Linked DNA regions of Homo sapiens: region 1 is linked to region 2. A link is an interaction called in ENCODE POLR2A ChIA-PET data of the cell type or tissue named here. Cell type or tissue: MCF 10A. All regions are shown on one strand. Links, peaks and the distances in the headings refer to the core of each region. The heading gives the core; the rest is flanking DNA.

The links. Peaks named below come from ENCODE experiments on the same cell type or tissue, not always from the same donor. Only the 100,000 strongest peaks of a DNase experiment are listed, where the experiment ranks them.
Region 1: POLR2A ChIA-PET joins it to region 2 with 11 read pairs; 18 of 35 experiments call an interaction of 5 or more read pairs at or near these places.

The regions. Positions count from the first base shown.
Region 1 is chr2:219,202,098-219,210,418 of GRCh38, reverse strand. It overlaps ZFAND2B (zinc finger AN1-type containing 2B), which reads right to left and starts at 3,637. Exons shown (of 9, transcript NM_138802.3): 1 at 3,377-3,637; 2 at 2,998-3,092; 3 at 2,640-2,771; 4 at 2,381-2,532; 5 at 2,071-2,163; 6 at 1,933-1,993; 7 at 1,780-1,847; 8 at 1,370-1,442; 9 at 771-1,157. The coding sequence starts at 3,431. The coding sequence ends at 1,113. ABCB6 (ATP binding cassette subfamily B member 6 (LAN blood group)) reads left to right here. Exons shown (of 19, transcript NM_005689.4): 17 at 1-38; 18 at 121-189; 19 at 373-647. The coding sequence ends at 481. RefSeq lists enhancers at 2,179-2,678, 3,796-4,045 and a silencer at 3,346-3,745. In MCF 10A, for the core only: no CTCF peak of the experiment used is centred there; DNase peaks (open chromatin) are centred at 3,348 and 3,688.
Region 2 is chr2:219,290,162-219,298,482 of GRCh38, reverse strand. It overlaps PTPRN (protein tyrosine phosphatase receptor type N), which reads left to right. Exons shown (of 23, transcript NM_002846.4): 13 at 380-598; 14 at 1,050-1,250; 15 at 1,351-1,498; 16 at 1,661-1,734; 17 at 1,967-2,044; 18 at 2,138-2,257; 19 at 3,342-3,508; 20 at 6,960-7,013; 21 at 7,593-7,657; 22 at 7,872-7,945; 23 at 8,186-8,321. The coding sequence ends at 8,257. It overlaps MIR153-1 (microRNA 153-1), which reads left to right and starts at 4,283; the gene lies at 4,283-4,372. RefSeq lists an enhancer at 3,342-3,636 and a silencer at 3,327-3,826. In MCF 10A, for the core only: a CTCF peak has its summit at 3,489 (motif pointing right); a DNase peak (open chromatin) is centred at 3,462.

The sequences.
Region 1 (8,321 bases), core at 310-8,309, 88 kb after region 2:
GTCTGTGCCAACCGCACCACCATCGTAGTGGCACACAGGTACAGGACTACAGGCCTGGGGCGGCTGGTGATGTGGCCCGCTTTGGGTGGGGTAGTAGGCGACTGATCTTTGACTTCTCAGGCTCTCAACTGTGGTCAATGCTGACCAGATCCTCGTCATCAAGGATGGCTGCATCGTGGAGAGGGGACGGTAAGAGACACATAGATCAAAAGGACAGGTCTTCTGAATTGGGGGCTCCAGGAAAGGGGGCATGAAGTCCCAGGGGCTTCTGGAGGGGACCTCCCTTCCCATCCCGTCCTCTCTGTGGGCTGGTGGCAAGGACCCTCGGGGTAAAACTAATGGTTAGGACTCACACTTTTCTCCTCACCCCAGACACGAGGCTCTGTTGTCCCGAGGTGGGGTGTATGCTGACATGTGGCAGCTGCAGCAGGGACAGGAAGAAACCTCTGAAGACACTAAGCCTCAGACCATGGAACGGTGACAAAAGTTTGGCCACTTCCCTCTCAAAGACTAACCCAGAAGGGAATAAGATGTGTCTCCTTTCCCTGGCTTATTTCATCCTGGTCTTGGGGTATGGTGCTAGCTATGGTAAGGGAAAGGGACCTTTCCGAAAAACATCTTTTGGGGAAATAAAAATGTGGACTGTGCGAGGATCACTGTGGCTTTGTGGGATGGGGTACTGCAGCGGGCCTCTACCCATAAGTCAGATGAGCATTCTTGACACGGCTTTCCTGTTTGAGGTTAGAGAGGAGAGAGAAACACACCACTTGTACGTTTTATCAACTGCCAAGATCCTTTATTTTTTCCAGGCCCCTTCCTGCCCACTCCACATCGGGGCAGCTCCAGCATAAGGGAGATGACATGATGAAGGGGCTAAGAGTAGGGCCTGGCCAGCATCCACTGAGGGCCCAACCAGGGAACAGTTGCTAGCCGCTCTCTTCCATGCAGCTGGAGCACTAGCAAGGCCTTCCAGAGGCTCCCAGGGCGACCTCCACATCACTCCCGCTTGTCTCTGCCCTCCAGGGTGCTCCGGGCCTCCTCTCCCTGTGTACCCTAGAGGTGTGAGGGCCACAGTCCTCCTCAGGTGAACCTCCCTCCCCAAGCCCAGGGCCCTAGCACAGGCTGCAGTTGGACGGCTTCGAGCTGCGGCTCTGGGCCTAGAGCAAAGAGAGGGGAAGGAGGGGAAGACACAGTGCAACGTCAAGGAAATGAGGGACAGCCCTCATTTCAGAGCTCAGCATGGGCTGGAGTCATACTGAAAACCAGACGATAACCACCATTCCAAAACTCTGCACCACTAGGAAGAACCCCCATCCCTGACTTCTTCCTCCCTTCCACTGCAGCATATATCTTCAGCCCAGCCTCATACCTGCTGCCGCTGGTATTCTGCCTCACTGGCTGACAGTGCTTGTGCTAAAGCTAGGTCTTCTTCCTCCTGACAACTGGGAGGGAGAAACAGTTTAAGTTGGATGATGGTAAGATCTGAAATTTGAACATCTGATCTGTGTGTGTTGGGCCTCATGGTGCTGAGCACTGCTGAGGATTATCTCAATCTTCATAGCAACACTACAAGGTGGGTATTAGTATTGTCCCCGTTTTATAGAGGAAATGAAGGCTCCATGGGTTAAATAACTTGTCAAAGATCATATAGTTCATCTTAATTTTGAGACCAAGTTGCCAGCGATTATCTTGCATTGTGTCAGAGTGGTCCCACCTACCTGCCTCCAGACCAAGCCCTTGCCCACAGCTTGCGCTCTCTTTCACAAGAGGGTAAGGTACCTTGGAACCTGGGGTTTGGTTTCTGCCAGGGACATTTCCAGGGCCCGCTGCAGAGCTTCATCCTCACTCTACAAAGGGAGAAAGAAGACCAGCGTCCTTGGACTTCACTCTCTGTGTGTTTGTTTCTGTCCATCCAACCTCTGCCCAACTCACCAGGCCATTCTGCAAAGCAATCACTGGAGGGGCTGTCCAGGACGGAGATCGGGTTGTGGCTCTACGACAGACATTGAAGAGGTGGAGGTCAGAGGTGTGAAGGGGAAAAAGGGGGAGCAGGGAAACGGGCAGGCCTACCTGCTGGGAGAGGTACAGGAAGGCATGGTTTGACTTGGGCTGGGGACAGTGCTTGTAGAAGCCACAGCTTGTGCTCTGGAGATGGCAGCAAGTCTGTAGGGAAGAGAGATTTTTGGCATGTCTCCAAGAACTAGCCTTACCCAGGAAGTCAGGAGGGGAGTTCTGGAAAAACATGCACTTGAAAAGGAAGCTAAAAGACTCCCCTAGCCGACAGGGTAGGGTTGAAGCTCCCCAATTTATAACAACAGAGCTTGAGTCAGTTCCAAAAGAATGCTTCCCAAAAGCAAGTGGAGGACTTGGCTGCCATTACCCTGCCCGGCTGGTTGGGTGCCCCTCCCCAGAGCAATCATGGTCCAGTGGATGCCGGTGCTTGATGCAGAAGTTTCGGCTACAGCGTTCACAGGTCAGTTTCATCATTTCTCGCTGCCGGCAGCCAGCGCGTTCACACTTATTGGTGAAGATCTGAGGTGAAGTGAGAAGGTTGTCTCTGCTGAGACTCTGATTAGCTGTTTGGGTTTCCAGGCATCCGTAGTCCCAGCTGGGTTGTGGCTGACCCCTACAATGTTTACCTTACGTTTTTGCTGTGCTGGATCAGAGCGACAGTCTCTGTCAATGTGCTCTCCCACAGCACGGTCAGGGGGCTCCCCTCTGGCCACAGGCACAGGCACATTACAGAGAGGGCACACAGGTACCTGGATATCCTGTAGTCAAGGAGCAAGGGTCAGTCTGTGGCCCACTCCAGTCCAACAAATCTCTGGTCCTGAAAGAACTTGGATATGACCCACCACAAACACGCAAAAAAACAGTGTTTCCCAGCACTGACAGCCTCAGAAGGACAAAAGGGAGAAGAAACGTGAGACACAGATTTGGGGGATTCTGCACGCATTCTCCATCTGCCTGCTTTCACCCTGAGGATCGCCCCCTCACCTTTTGGTAAGCAGATCCACAGTGATGCTGGGCGTAGGCCACATGGTCTGCGCAGAAGATGCCTGAGCAGGCATCACACTTAAGCGGCAGAAAATCTGCAAAGAGTTGGTCGGATTGCAGGTCCAGCGGGACCTCGATGTCCTTCTCTCTCACTCAAGTCTTCCACTCGGGAAGGAAAACGCCACCCTATTTTCGACACACCGCCCCTTCCCAAGCCCATTACCTCCTTGGCCACGCCCCCTCTGCCGCTGACCACCCCCCCCCAGCTTCAAGCCCCGCCCCCCGGCATTGCCAGCCTGGGAGCCCACCCTTCCCTCCCAACCTGCGGTTCAAAGTCCCTGTCCGCTGGGCCCCGCCCCCCGCGCGCTCCGCCCCTCACCCAAGCGCTGACAGCTCGGCTCCGAACAGTGAGCGCCGAGGTCCGGAAACTCCATCGCCAAGCCGGGCAGGGTCTGCTAGGAGAAGCGACGAGTGCTGAGCGTCTTTAGGGCTCGTGCTCGAAGTCCGCACCGCGACCCCGCACTCTGGCGGGCTCCCTGCCCCGCCCCTTCCTCTCCCCCGCCCAGCCCGGGTTACCGGAGCCCCCGCGCCAGCCGGCCCCCGGCGCCCGCTCCTCCCTCGGCGCGCGCGGCGCGCTGACGTCATCCCGCAGGGCTGGCGCGTCCGGCGCAGTCTCCGGGCAGCCGGGGAGGGCCTCGGTTGAGCCCCGCCCCGCCTCGCCTTGCTCTAGAAGGCTGAGTCGGAAGACTGTCCCGAGGCGAGAGGGTGTTGATGCGCGGCTCCGCCACCCTGGGCGCGGGCGTAGCTCCGCAGAGGAAGGCCAGCGAAGGCAAAGACGGATATCTTGGGGGATGGAAGGCTGGGTGGTTTGGGGTCTTTCACAATTCGGTCCTTAGCCCGCTTCACACACGATGCCCTCCTCCTGGCCATTTTGTTCACGGCCACGGCTGCCCTTCGCCTCCACGAGCTGACAGCTCCTGTATTTCTCTGAAGTACAGACGTCTCTAGAGCTGCAGATCCCTCCTCAGTCTGAACTAGGCGCACCTGCTATGTGATCTTACTTCTTCCATTCTAGCACCCATATCACTAATGCGACCAACCCCTATATGAGCATACTGGGAAATCAGGAACCACGTCTACCTTGTTTCGTGTTAGGTCCCAGCACCTAACAGTGCCTAGAACAGTGTGGTCCTCAGTCTTTAGTGTGAATCCAAATCGCCTACGGAGCTAGTTTAAAATGCGGATTTCCGGGCCCTGGAGCTTCTAATTCAGTAGGAAGCACCTGAAGGAATTCTGACACAGATTGCCATGCACCACACTCTGAAAAACCCTAGCCTAGAATATTCTTAGTAATTATTGAATGTAGCCAGGACTACAGGCACAAGCCACCGTGCTCAGCTAATTTTTAATTTTGTAGAAATGGGGTTGGGGAGGGGTCTCTCTTTGTTGCCCAGATTGGTCTCGAACTCCTGGCCTTAAGTGATCCTCCTGCCTTGGCCTCCCAAAGTGCTGGGATTACAGACGTGAGCCACCACACCTGACCAATATAATTTTTTTTTTTTTGAGACACAGTGTCACTCTTGTCACCCAGGCTGGAGTGCAGTGGCATGATCTCGGCTCACTGCAACCTCTGCTTCCCGGGTTCAAGCGATTCTCCTGCCTCAGCCTCCCAAGTAGTTGGGACTACAGGTGCACACCACTGCGTCCAGCTAATTTTTGTATTTTTAGAGACGGCGTTTCACCATGTTGCCCAGGCTGGTCTCGAACTCCTGACCTCGTGATCTGCCCGCCTCGGCCTCCCAAAGTGCTGGGATTACAGGCATGAGCCACCACTCCCAGCCAATATTCTTTTTATTTTAAATTGCATCCAGGACTTTATAAATGCTTTTATTTTGTTTCAATATATAACTGTCAGATTTCAAATAATTTTTTCCCAGTCTCATTATAATCATTTGGTTCTAAGAATTTTGTTTATTCATTTTTTTTCCTCTCTATATTCATCAGTACAATTTAGAATTGTAGGCTTCCAGTCCCGGCATGGTGGCTGACGCTTGTAATTTCAGCACTTTGGGAGGCTGACGCAGGAGGATCGCTTGAGCCTAGGAGTTCCAGCCTGGGCAACATAGTGAGACCCTGTCTCTACAAAAATAGAAAGAATTGTAGGCTTTCAGTTTGGAGAAACGTGTATGGAGCAGACTAAACAAAGATAAACACTGCCTCTCTCCCCACTCCCACTTTACAAATGCTCAGATAACCAAAGCCTTGTGGAACTCAAAAAATAAAAATCTTCGGATCTCATTTTTGAGCATGAGCCAGAATGCTTGAAGTGCAAATGTAGTCATTTGTTCTTATGTTGCTATACAGAAATACCTCGCTAGGCATGGTGGCTCATGCCTGTAATCCCATCCCTCGGAGGCCAAGGTGGGAGGGTCACTCGAGTCCAGGAGTTTGAGACCAGCCTGGGCAACATAGTAAGACCTCCCTCTCTACAAAAAAAATTTTTAAAAAGTTAGCTGGGCATGGTGGCATCCACCCGTTGTCCCAAATACTCGAGAGGCTTTGGTGGGAGGATTGCTTGAGCCTAGGAGCTCGAAGTTGCAGTGAGCTATGATTGTACCACTGTGCTTCAGCTGGATAACAAAGTGAGACCCTGTCTTTAAAAAAAAAAAAAAATCTGAGGCTGGTTGATTTATAAAGAAAGAGGTTTAATTTATTCATGGTTCTGCAGACTGCATAGGAAGCATGGTGCCAGCATCTGCTCAGCTTCTGGTGAGGCCTCAGGAAGCTTCTAATCATTGCAGAAGGCCTAGGGGGAACAGGCATGTCACATGGCAAGAGTGGGAGCAAGAGAGAGAAGAGGGAGGTCCCAGAGTCTTTTCAAAACCAGATCTGATGTGAACTGAGTGAGAATTCACTCATCACCAAGAGGATGGCACTAAGCCATTCATGAGGGGTCCACTCTCAGGTTCCAATCACCTCCTGCCAGGTCCCACCTCTGACATTGGGAATACATTTCTTTTTCTTTTCTTTTTTTTTTTTTTTTTTTCTTTTTTGAGACAGAATCTCACTCTGTCGCCCAGGCTGGAGTGCAGTGGCACAGTCTCAGCTCACTGCAACCTCCGCCTCCCGGGTTCATACCATTCTCCTGCCTCAGCCTCCCAAGTAGCTAGGATTACAGGCGCATGCCACCACGCCCGGCTAATTTTTTGTATTTTTAGGAGAGATGGGGTTTCACCGTGTTAGCCAGGATGGTCTCGATCTCCTGACCTCGTGATCCGCCCGCCTCGGCCTCCCAAAGTGCTGGAATTACAGGCATGAGCCACTGCGCCCGGCGGGAATACATTTCAACATGAGATTTGGAGGGGACACATATCCAGACCATATCATGCCATAACAGACTTACCTCAGAGACCCCAGCGACCACGATAAAAGTGAATGAAGCTCTCACGGTAGTATCTCTCTTCCCAGGCAAATATTTTTCTGACTGATGGGTTATAGTCCTGACTAAGCTCTCTGTGCTGATTACCAGCCCAGGGGCTTTCTCACTGGGTGATGTTCTCATCCCACGATTTAAAAAGAGTGCCCGCACAAACCAAAGTCACCATTCCCCAATGTAGCCTCCTTGCTTCCTGAATAAAAGAAGCCAGGAGAACACTGAGAGAGAAATCAAATAACATTTTGCAACTTGAATTAGCTATTTTAGGAGATATCAATTAACAACTGAGCATTACTTAAGTCTCTTTTATTGTAGACCAACAAAGCATACACAGACCTGCTAAGCAGCCTTGCGCTTTAGCTGTGGGTAACTGAGCTGCAGCCTCTCATTGGGACAGTAGACATAGGTTCCTCTAAAATTCGCAGGCATAGTCATAGCCAGACGCCAGTTATTTTAGCTTTAGCAGGTCTAAAGCAGACAAGGTCAAACTGAGGATAGCCAGAAAAGGTGTCTTGGCTCCAATTCAACTTGAATATTAGTTTAATGGTATTTGTCTCAGTGGTTTTCCGCCTCTCAATTGACTCTTAGTGAAACAGTGCATATAGAAATGGAAGGAAAAGGCCAGGCACGATGGCTCATGCCTATAATCCCAACACTTTGGGAGGCTGAGGTGGGCAGATCACCAGAAGCCAGGAGTTCAAGACCACCCTGGCCAACATGGTGAAACCCTGTCTTTACTAAAAATACAAAAATCAGCCAGGCATGGTGGCAACAGAGCGAGACTATGTCTCAATTAATAAAGAAACAGGAAAAAAAAGAAATGGAAAGAAAAACTAGCACTTATTGTTGTGTCCTGCTCTTCCTCATGTGTTAGCTTATTTAATCCCCTGTGAAAATCCTTTGAAGTAGGCCGGGCACGGTGGCTCACGCCTGTAATCCCAGCACTTTGGGAGGCCAAGGCGGGCAGATCACAAGGTCAGGAGATCGAGACCATCCTGGCTAGCACGGTGAAACCCTGTCTCTACTAAAAATACAAAAAATTAGCTGGGCGTGGTGGCGGGCACCTGTGGTCCCAGCTACTCGGGAGGCTGAAGCAGGAGAATGGCGTGAACCCAGGAGGCGGAGCTTGCAGTAAGCCGAGATTGTGCCACTGCACTCCAGCTTGGGCAACAGAGTGAGACTCTGTCTCAAAAAAAAAAAAAAAAAAAGAAAGAAAATCTTTTGAAAAAGATATCATGTATCCCCATTTTGCAGATAAAAAATCTGAAGTTGAGAGAGATTAAATTACTTGCTACGAAGTCAGAATCTGGACCTAAATTTTTGTATTGTCTTCAGTTCTATGTTCTTTCCATCATACAAATTTGCCTCCCAAAAATCTACTCTTGGACCCTCCTTAACTACTGAAAAGAGGAATCTTTTTTTTTTTTTTTTGAGATGGAGTATCGCTCTGTCGCCCAGGCTGGAGTGCAGTGGCATGATCTCAGCTCACTGCAACCTCTGCCTCCTGGGTTCAAGCAACTCTCCTGCCTCAGCCTCCCAAGTAGCTGGGACTACAGGCGCCCGCCACCACACCCGGCTAATTTTTAGTAGAGATGGGGTTTCACCATGTTGGCCAGGCTGGTCTAGAACTCCTGACCTCATGATCCACCCACCTCTGCCTCCCAAAGTGTTAGGATTACAGGTGTGAGCCACCATGCCCAAGTCAAAAAAAGGAATCTTAAGTGATGATTTTTCTCAGAGTGTTTGGGGAAAATCCCAAATCTCTCCGTGGGTTATCAAAAATCAAACACCTTATCAGTGCAAGGTATTTAAATATTTAAGTGAAGTACCAGGATGCGGAAGCTGATTGAAGCTGGTTTCAGATCCTAGGAGATTAGTCGGCTGGCAT
Region 2 (8,321 bases), core at 35-8,034:
TCCGCCAACCTTTGGCCCCCCAAAGTGCTGAGATTACAGGTGTGAGCCACCACGCCCGGCCTATACTCAAAATACCTTTGTCTTCTGCATCCAACACTGATGCCTCACGTTCTACAATTCAATTCCTAGGGTTCTCTGTCCGTTTTTAAATGCAAACACTCCTGGTGGGGGCCTCTGGCACTGCACTGTGGTTGAGTTGATCCGATGGGGATTGAGAAGGAGAATCTGAGCCCATCTGGCTGTACCACCATACCCCTAATCTCCCAGCTTTGCCCCAGGAGATGTCCTAACAGGGGGTGTGGCATGGGACCGGGGTGAGGAGCAGCTCTGAAACCTCCCTATGCCACTGCCTCCCTTGATTCTAGCCTTGTTCCCACAGAGGGAGGAGGCAGCTGCAGTCCTTCCCCAAACTGCGCACAGCACCTCACCCATGCGCTCAGTGCTGCTCACTCTGGTGGCCCTGGCAGGTGTGGCTGGGCTGCTGGTGGCTCTGGCTGTGGCTCTGTGTGTGCGGCAGCATGCGCGGCAGCAAGACAAGGAGCGCCTGGCAGCCCTGGGGCCTGAGGGGGCCCATGGTGACACTACCTTTGAGTACCAGGTGTGCAGCCCCAGAAGCTGATTGAGCAAAGGAAATGCAAGGGGCCTGGGAGTCTGGGTCTTGCGTGGACTAAGGGTCGGAACTGAATGGGGAGTGAGCCCTCATCCCTGGGAAGGTCCAGTGGAGGCTGGAGAAGCCCCAGTGGGAGGGAGTATGGTAGGGGCCTTTATGAACGCATGGGAATTGGGAGCATACAGTGCCTAAGGTTCTTCTTGGTGCTGTGCTTCTGGGGCTCTGGGATTCCACTCTGTCATGTCTGAGGTTGACATAAGCACCACCCAAGCAAAACAGCCCTGGAAAGGATCAGGGCCAGGCAGAAGACCATACCCCAGAGGAGCTGAGTTCCACTGAAAATCAGTCAAGGGCAAGCCTAGGAGCCCAGAGTTGAACCCAGGGCCCTGTTGAAAAGTTTCAGGGGACTCTTGGACCTCACCTGATTCTTCCTCCACAGGACCTGTGCCGCCAGCACATGGCCACGAAGTCCTTGTTCAACCGGGCAGAGGGTCCACCGGAGCCTTCACGGGTGAGCAGTGTGTCCTCCCAGTTCAGCGACGCAGCCCAGGCCAGCCCCAGCTCCCACAGCAGCACCCCGTCCTGGTGCGAGGAGCCGGCCCAAGCCAACATGGACATCTCCACGGGACACATGATTCTGGTCAGGACAGGGCCTGGGCCCAGAGTGGGTGAAGGAATGGGATGGTGAGAGAGGCCAGGCTGGCTGTGTGGGCCAGAGCCAGACCGTGGTGCCCCCACAGGCATACATGGAGGATCACCTGCGGAACCGGGACCGCCTTGCCAAGGAGTGGCAGGCCCTCTGTGCCTACCAAGCAGAGCCAAACACCTGTGCCACCGCGCAGGGGGAGGGCAACATCAAAAAGAACCGGCATCCTGACTTCCTGCCCTGTGAGTGAACCCTGCTGGCCCACCTGGCCCAGCCCTCTCTCTGCTGCGAGGTCTGGAGGGCTTGGGGTAAGGGGTTGGGCTTCTGGCTCAGGCTGAGTGGCAGAGGTCCCGCGATGCCAATGACCAGAGGGCCATCTGGGGTGGGGTGTCGGGTCTGTGCAGATGACCATGCCCGCATAAAACTGAAGGTGGAGAGCAGCCCTTCTCGGAGCGATTACATCAACGCCAGCCCCATTGTGAGTGGCCCTGACTCCAGCCCCCACCTCTGCCCCATCATTATCCTGGCCCTATGCACTCCATTTCCCCGTGGTCACCTGCCACCCCACCAACCCCCTGGAGTGGTGGGGCCTGATATCCTAGCAAGGGGGAACTGCCAGCCTTCTCAGACCCTGACCCACTTGCTCTGACCACGCCTGTCCATAGTGGCATTTCCCACACTGGCTCATGGTGTATCTTCCCTGCCTCCAGATTGAGCATGACCCTCGGATGCCAGCCTACATAGCCACGCAGGGCCCGCTGTCCCATACCATCGCAGACTTCTGGCAGGTGGGCTCTTAAAGGGAGGGCTTCGCTGGGGTCCTTGTGGCCACGAGGTCCCAGGGAGGTTAGAGTGGAGCTCAACTGGGTCTCTGTCCCTAGATGGTGTGGGAGAGCGGCTGCACCGTCATCGTCATGCTGACCCCGCTGGTGGAGGATGGTGTCAAGCAGTGTGACCGCTACTGGCCAGATGAGGGTGCCTCCCTCTACCACGTATATGAGGTCAGCAGGGCCCCACAGCAAGGGGACAATGGATGTGGGAAGAGTAGATGATGGCCTTTTCGTAACGTTTTCTTCACCAAATGAGCACTCAACAGTCTTTTTAAAAAGGCTTTTATTGGCCCTGCTCATGATTCATACATATATGAATATATATAAACACATATATGCATACCCATATATTCACATATATACATGTGTGTGTCCTGTTTACAGAACATACATGTGTGTGTGTGTGTGTGTGTGTGTGTGTCCTGTCTAGAGTCAAAAAGCGTTCATAGAGACTTATGATAAAGGCACAGAGATCAAACTATAAAACCACCAAAACCGAGGTAAGAAGCTAACAGCTAAGTGTATATTAGACAGGGAAGATAAGGATACCCAAAGACTGAGATTAAGACCTACGTTAATTGAACCTAATTTAGCTCTGAGTTTCCTGGTGGCCAAAGCAAAGAAAGACATACCACCCGTTACATACGTTACTAATGTAAAAGAGAAACAAACTTTTTCATTAGGAGAGAGACTAGGTGGAGGGGTGGAGAAGGAGGGGGAACTGGGCAGAGGCCAAGCAGGGGAAAGAGAAATATTTCAGACAAATGGGAGAACGTGAGTCCCCACTAAGACAAAAAAACCTTAAGAACACAGCAGAAGCTTCTCATCACCAGATGAGCCTGAATAGTAATTTTTTCCCCACCAAATAAGCACATGACGGTTTTTTTAAAAAGCCTTTCATTGGTCCTGCTGGTGGTTAACGAAAAAAATCCAGTAAGAATACTACAGAATTTCATCCAAGTTTATGGCACGTGTAGCACCGATACTCTGGTAGACCCTGCGAGGAAGAGGGAGGAGAAACTCCGACCTCGAGAGGCTCACAATAGCTGTGTCTGGGTGGAAAAGCTACTAGTGGTCCTGAGCAGTAGATAAGTGACAGGCAGCCAGGGTTCCTGGGACCGCTGGAACTTAGAATTTGAACCGGCCTGGGAGGCCGGGCGGTGGTTGGAGAGACCGAGAAGGTCGCGAGGAGAGCGCGCGCAACGCGGGGACTGGGGCAGCCCGCGGCGCTCAGGCCTGGGCCCCTGCCGGGCAGGTGAACCTGGTGTCGGAGCACATCTGGTGCGAGGACTTTCTGGTGCGGAGCTTCTACCTGAAGAACGTGCAGACCCAGGAGACGCGCACGCTCACGCAGTTCCACTTCCTCAGCTGGCCGGCAGAGGGCACACCGGCCTCCACGCGGCCCCTGCTGGACTTCCGCAGGTGAGCGCGGGCGCCCCCGCCTGGAGGGACCGCATGGGCGGGGGCGGAGCCGGGGTCCGCCCGCCGCTCGGCCTGGAGCCCCGGGTCGGGCCTGGAGCCTCGGCCTCTGACTTCTGGCCGCCCGCTCCAGACCCCACGCTCCCACCCCTAAAAGCAGGCCTGAGGCTCCGGCTGTGCCCTTCCCCGAGCCTCCACCACCCGCGTGGGCCAGCTCCGCGCCGGCCGCTGCTGCTCTGCTCCCTCCCTCTCACGCTCCCGGGACTGGCTCCTTCTCCTCCACCTGCTTCCTCCAGAGGGCCCTCTGCTTTCTGTCTCCCCTCCCTCTCCAGGACCCCTGCTTCCTTTCTCCTTCCAGTTCCCTCCTGCCCCGCTGTCTCCAGGCCCTGCACTGCGCTGCCTTGCTGCCCCCTCCGTCTCTCACTCCCGCCTGCCCGTCTCCCCTCCTTCATCCCTCTCCGTCCCTCCTTCATCCCTCTCCGTCTCTTCGCCTCTTTTTTCTGTGTCTTTCATTCTTTTTCCTTTCCTCTTTCTTCCTCTTCTCTCTCCCCATCTCTCTCTCACTCTGTCTCTGCCTCACCCTTTCCCTCTCTCTCCATTTCTCCCTCTCCGCGCTTCTCTTCCTTTCTCTCTGCCCTCTCCCCTGTTTTTCTCCACCTCCTTCCCCTGTCTGCCAGTTTCTCTCTGCTGCTCTGTCCGTCTCTCCCTCTCCCTCCCGCTGCCTGTCTTTCCTCTCTCTGTCCTTCCCTCTCCCTTCTTCCCTCTTTCTCTCTCTCCCTCACAGCTGCCAGTGTCATTTTTGTGATCTGCAGCTAGTATTCTCACTCCAGTTGCATAGTCACAAAAGTGATCATTGGCAGGTGTGGCTGCTGCATGGACAGACAGGACATGTGGCCCGGGGACCACCCCGAGCTGGGAGCAAGGGGTACAGGGAAGAGGCAAAGACTGTCGAAAGGAGTGTGGGAGGATCTCTGGATTCTGGGGGGCTCAGTGGAGCAGGTGGGGACTAGACAGGGGCTACCTGAGGGACTTACCCTTTTCCAACACTGACACCAAGACAGGTCAGCCCTCCAGCGTCCCCTGCTTTTCCTAGCCCCAGACAGGTACTTGGGAAGCCCACTACCAAGGGCAGGGGCCCACCCACACTGCGCCCTTCTCCTGGTTCTCTGTCCCTTGCCAAGCTGGCCTGATGTCTCTAGGTACTGGACAGAGGAGCAGAGCTGGGGGTGGGGACATGGGTATAGTTTCTGAACCTCAGGACAGCAGTTTCTAACTGGGGTCCCTGAGGCCTGAGACACAGGCGTCTTGAAAGCAGTGCCAGGGTATCAGAGCTATTTCCTTTTTTCCATATTTAAAAAATCCTGGTAGAACTAGTGCATGGATCTGTTTTAAAGCTGCACAGATAAGCTAAAAGATTGCTTTAGGCTGGAATTATGTAAACTCAGTTGGCATTAGACATCCAGAACAAATAAACTGTTGCTTAAGAAATGCAGTTCGGGGCCGGGCGCGGTGGTTCACACCTGTAATCCCAGCACTTTGGGAGGCCGAGGTGGGTGGATCACTTGAGATCAGGAGTTCAAGACCAGACTGGCCAACATGGTCAAACCCTGTTCTGCCAAAAATACAAAAATTAGCCAGGCAGGGTGGCGAGCGCCTGTACTCCCAGCTACTCGGGAGGCTGAGGCAGGAGAATCTCTTAAACCTGGGAGGCAGCAGTTGCAGTGAGACGAGACCGTGCCACTGTACTGCCACTTGGGCAACAGAGCCAGACTCCCTCTCAAAATAAATAAATAAATAAATAAATAAATAAATGCAGTTTGGTCAAGCCCCCCTAGAAGGAAAACAAATTAATAAAAGAGACCCTAAGAAAGTGACCCTGAGTAAGTTCCTTGGCTTCCCTCCATTCCGCTACCTGTGAGATGGGGATGATTACACATACTTTAGAGCAGAGGTTCCCAACCTTTTTGGCACAAGGGACCGGTTTTGTGGAAGACAATTTTTCCACGGCTGGGAGAGGGGGTGGTTTGAGGATGAAACTGTTCCCCCTCAGATCATCAGGCATTAGATTCTCATAAGGAGCTCACAACCTAGATCCCTCACATGTGCAGGTCACGATAGGGTTCGCACTTCTGTGAGAATCTATTGCAATGGCTGATCTAACAGGAGGCGGAGCTCAGGTGGTAATGTTCGCTTGCCTCCTGCTATGCGGCTCGGTTCCCAACAGGCCATAGACTGACACTGGTCCATGGCCCAGGGATTGGGGACCCCTGCTTTAGAGGGCTGTTGCAAGATTTGATAAAGTATGTAAAATCTAGTGTAAGTGCCTGATACATAGCAAGGGCTCCGTTAATTCTAGATGCTGCCTATTATCATTATTAAATGAGCAAAAACAACTATTGTGATTACTCTTCTACCCTAGCCCTCTGACGTAACAGCCAATGAGCTAGAAAACCATGTGGACTCCTATGAAGCCATTCTAAGTCACCTGGTCCTATAGCTGAAGGACTGTGAAGTTCCAAACTTCAATCTGACAACCCCTAAGAAGGTCTTCCCTGGTTCTGGCTTGCAGGGATATCAGGAGTATGCAGGTGACTCCCAAAGCAGAAAGGTCATAAAGGACAAGGGCAGGTTAGATGGGTCCATTGAGAGACGGAGAAGCCCCCTGCTCCTCACTGAGTTGTGGTCAGGGGCAGTGGAGAAAGGTCTGAGGTCCAAGGGGACCCCAAGTCTGAATATAACGCAGCCACAGAATGCCTGTGCTGAAGTGAGACTGCTCCAGGGAGACAAGCAGTAGCACAATGTCCCGAGTTGAGGGGTTGGGGTTGTCCTCCCCTGGCCCAGGGAACACTATGCCCAGGGCAGCCTGATGTCACAACTGGTAAGGACCACTGGAGCCTGAGTCGGGAGGAAAACAGCCTGGGTGGTCATAAAGAATGGCAGAGGGCCAGAGCAGGGATGTGGCAAGACTGACACCCTTGAAGTCACCAGAAAGCTATCCCCTTGGACTTGGGCAGAAGTGTCTCTTAATATGATGATGTATTATCATTAATAGTTGCCACCTGCTACCATGTATTGAGCACCTATTGTGTGCCAGACCTAGCACTTAGCTCTTTACATGGGTTATCTCATGTGATCATTGTAAGAACCCTAAGGAGGTTTTTCTTACTATCCTCCATTTTACAGGTAAGAAAACTGAGGCTCAAAGAGGTTAAATCAGTTGTTCCAGGTGCATAGCTTGGGCACCTAGCTTGCAAGTGACAAGGCGAGCCCAATGCCACCCACACCAGCTCTGGTTCTTTGCCTCCAGCCCTGGCTCCTTTCTCCAACCATCTTCCCTCTCTGCCCCGGGCAGGTGGGGAGAAAAGGAAGAAAGAGAGGCCCACGTCATGTGTTTCAGCTTCCCTTTCCCTCTCTGCTGGTGCCCACTGGCCCTCACACCCATTTCTTGTTGCAGGAAGGTGAACAAGTGCTACCGGGGCCGCTCCTGCCCCATCATCGTGCACTGCAGGTGGGTGGAGAGGAGATTCATCTCTCTGGTCCCACTCCCTGTGTGCGTCTCCTGTGCACATTGCCTGCCTGTCCCCTTGGTGCTAGCAAACTGCAGGCATAGTCCAAATCCAGCACACCACCTGTTTTTAATGGCCAAGACCTAAGCGTGGCATTCACAGTTTTAAATGGGTGAAGAAAAAAGAAGAAAAGTATGTGATACAAACTGTATGTGGCCCACAAAGTTGAAAATATTGACCATTGGCCCCCTATACACAAAAAGCTGGCTGAAGGCTAGAGAGGCCCATCCAATTCCCTCCTGCTGCCTCTGCTTCTGGGCTGAGCCATGGCTCTCCTCTTTGGTTGTCCCATTGCCCAAATGACACCCACAGGTCACAGACTCCCCTCTCAAGGCCCAAGTCCCAGCGTGCAGGTGCTATGAGCTTTCCTTCATCCTCGGCTCACTGTCCCTCTCCAAGCCAACCCCAACGGGTCACCCAGTGTCCTCCCCTCCCCCAGGCCTCCAGGCCTCCTCGCCTCCTCCGTCCCTCCCCCTTTCTGCTGCATCTCAAGCTAAACCTGTCACTAACTCCTGTTTCAGTGATGGTGCGGGGAGGACCGGCACCTACATCCTCATCGACATGGTCCTGAACCGCATGGCAAAAGGTAGGGAGCTTCCCCACGGTGCCCGCAGCCCCCAGGCCCTTTTTAGAGGCTCCCCAGCACACAGGGTCCTGGGAGCTCAGAAGGAGCAGGTTGTCAACCTCCAGGCTCTGCCCAGCCCTCCAAGGCTCTTTGCCTCCAGGAGGCCTCAGGTTTTCTGGGTCCTGTCCTCCTCTGGACACCCCCTGAGCAGCCCCATCCCCACCTCCATCTCCAGGAGTGAAGGAGATTGACATCGCTGCCACCCTGGAGCATGTCCGTGACCAGCGGCCTGGCCTTGTCCGCTCTAAGGTGACCATGCCTTCCTGCCCCAACCCCAGCTCCCACCCTTCCCTAGCACCCACTTCTTGGCCACCCCAGGGAAAGCAGCAGCTGCCAACCTTTCCCACCTGCTTCTGCGCCTCCTCCAGGAGGGCTCCCTTCCTCCCAGGGGACCTGCCCAGGGCCCTCCCCCCACCAAAAGCCCCCCATCTTGAGGGCAGAGCACAGGTCAGCCCTCTCCATGACCATCCTACCACTGCCCTTCCTCAGGACCAGTTTGAATTTGCCCTGACAGCCGTGGCGGAGGAAGTGAATGCCATCCTCAAGGCCCTGCCCCAGTGAGACCCTGGGGCCCCTTGGCGGGCAGCCCAGCCTCTGTCCCTCTTTGCCTGTGTGAGCATCTCTG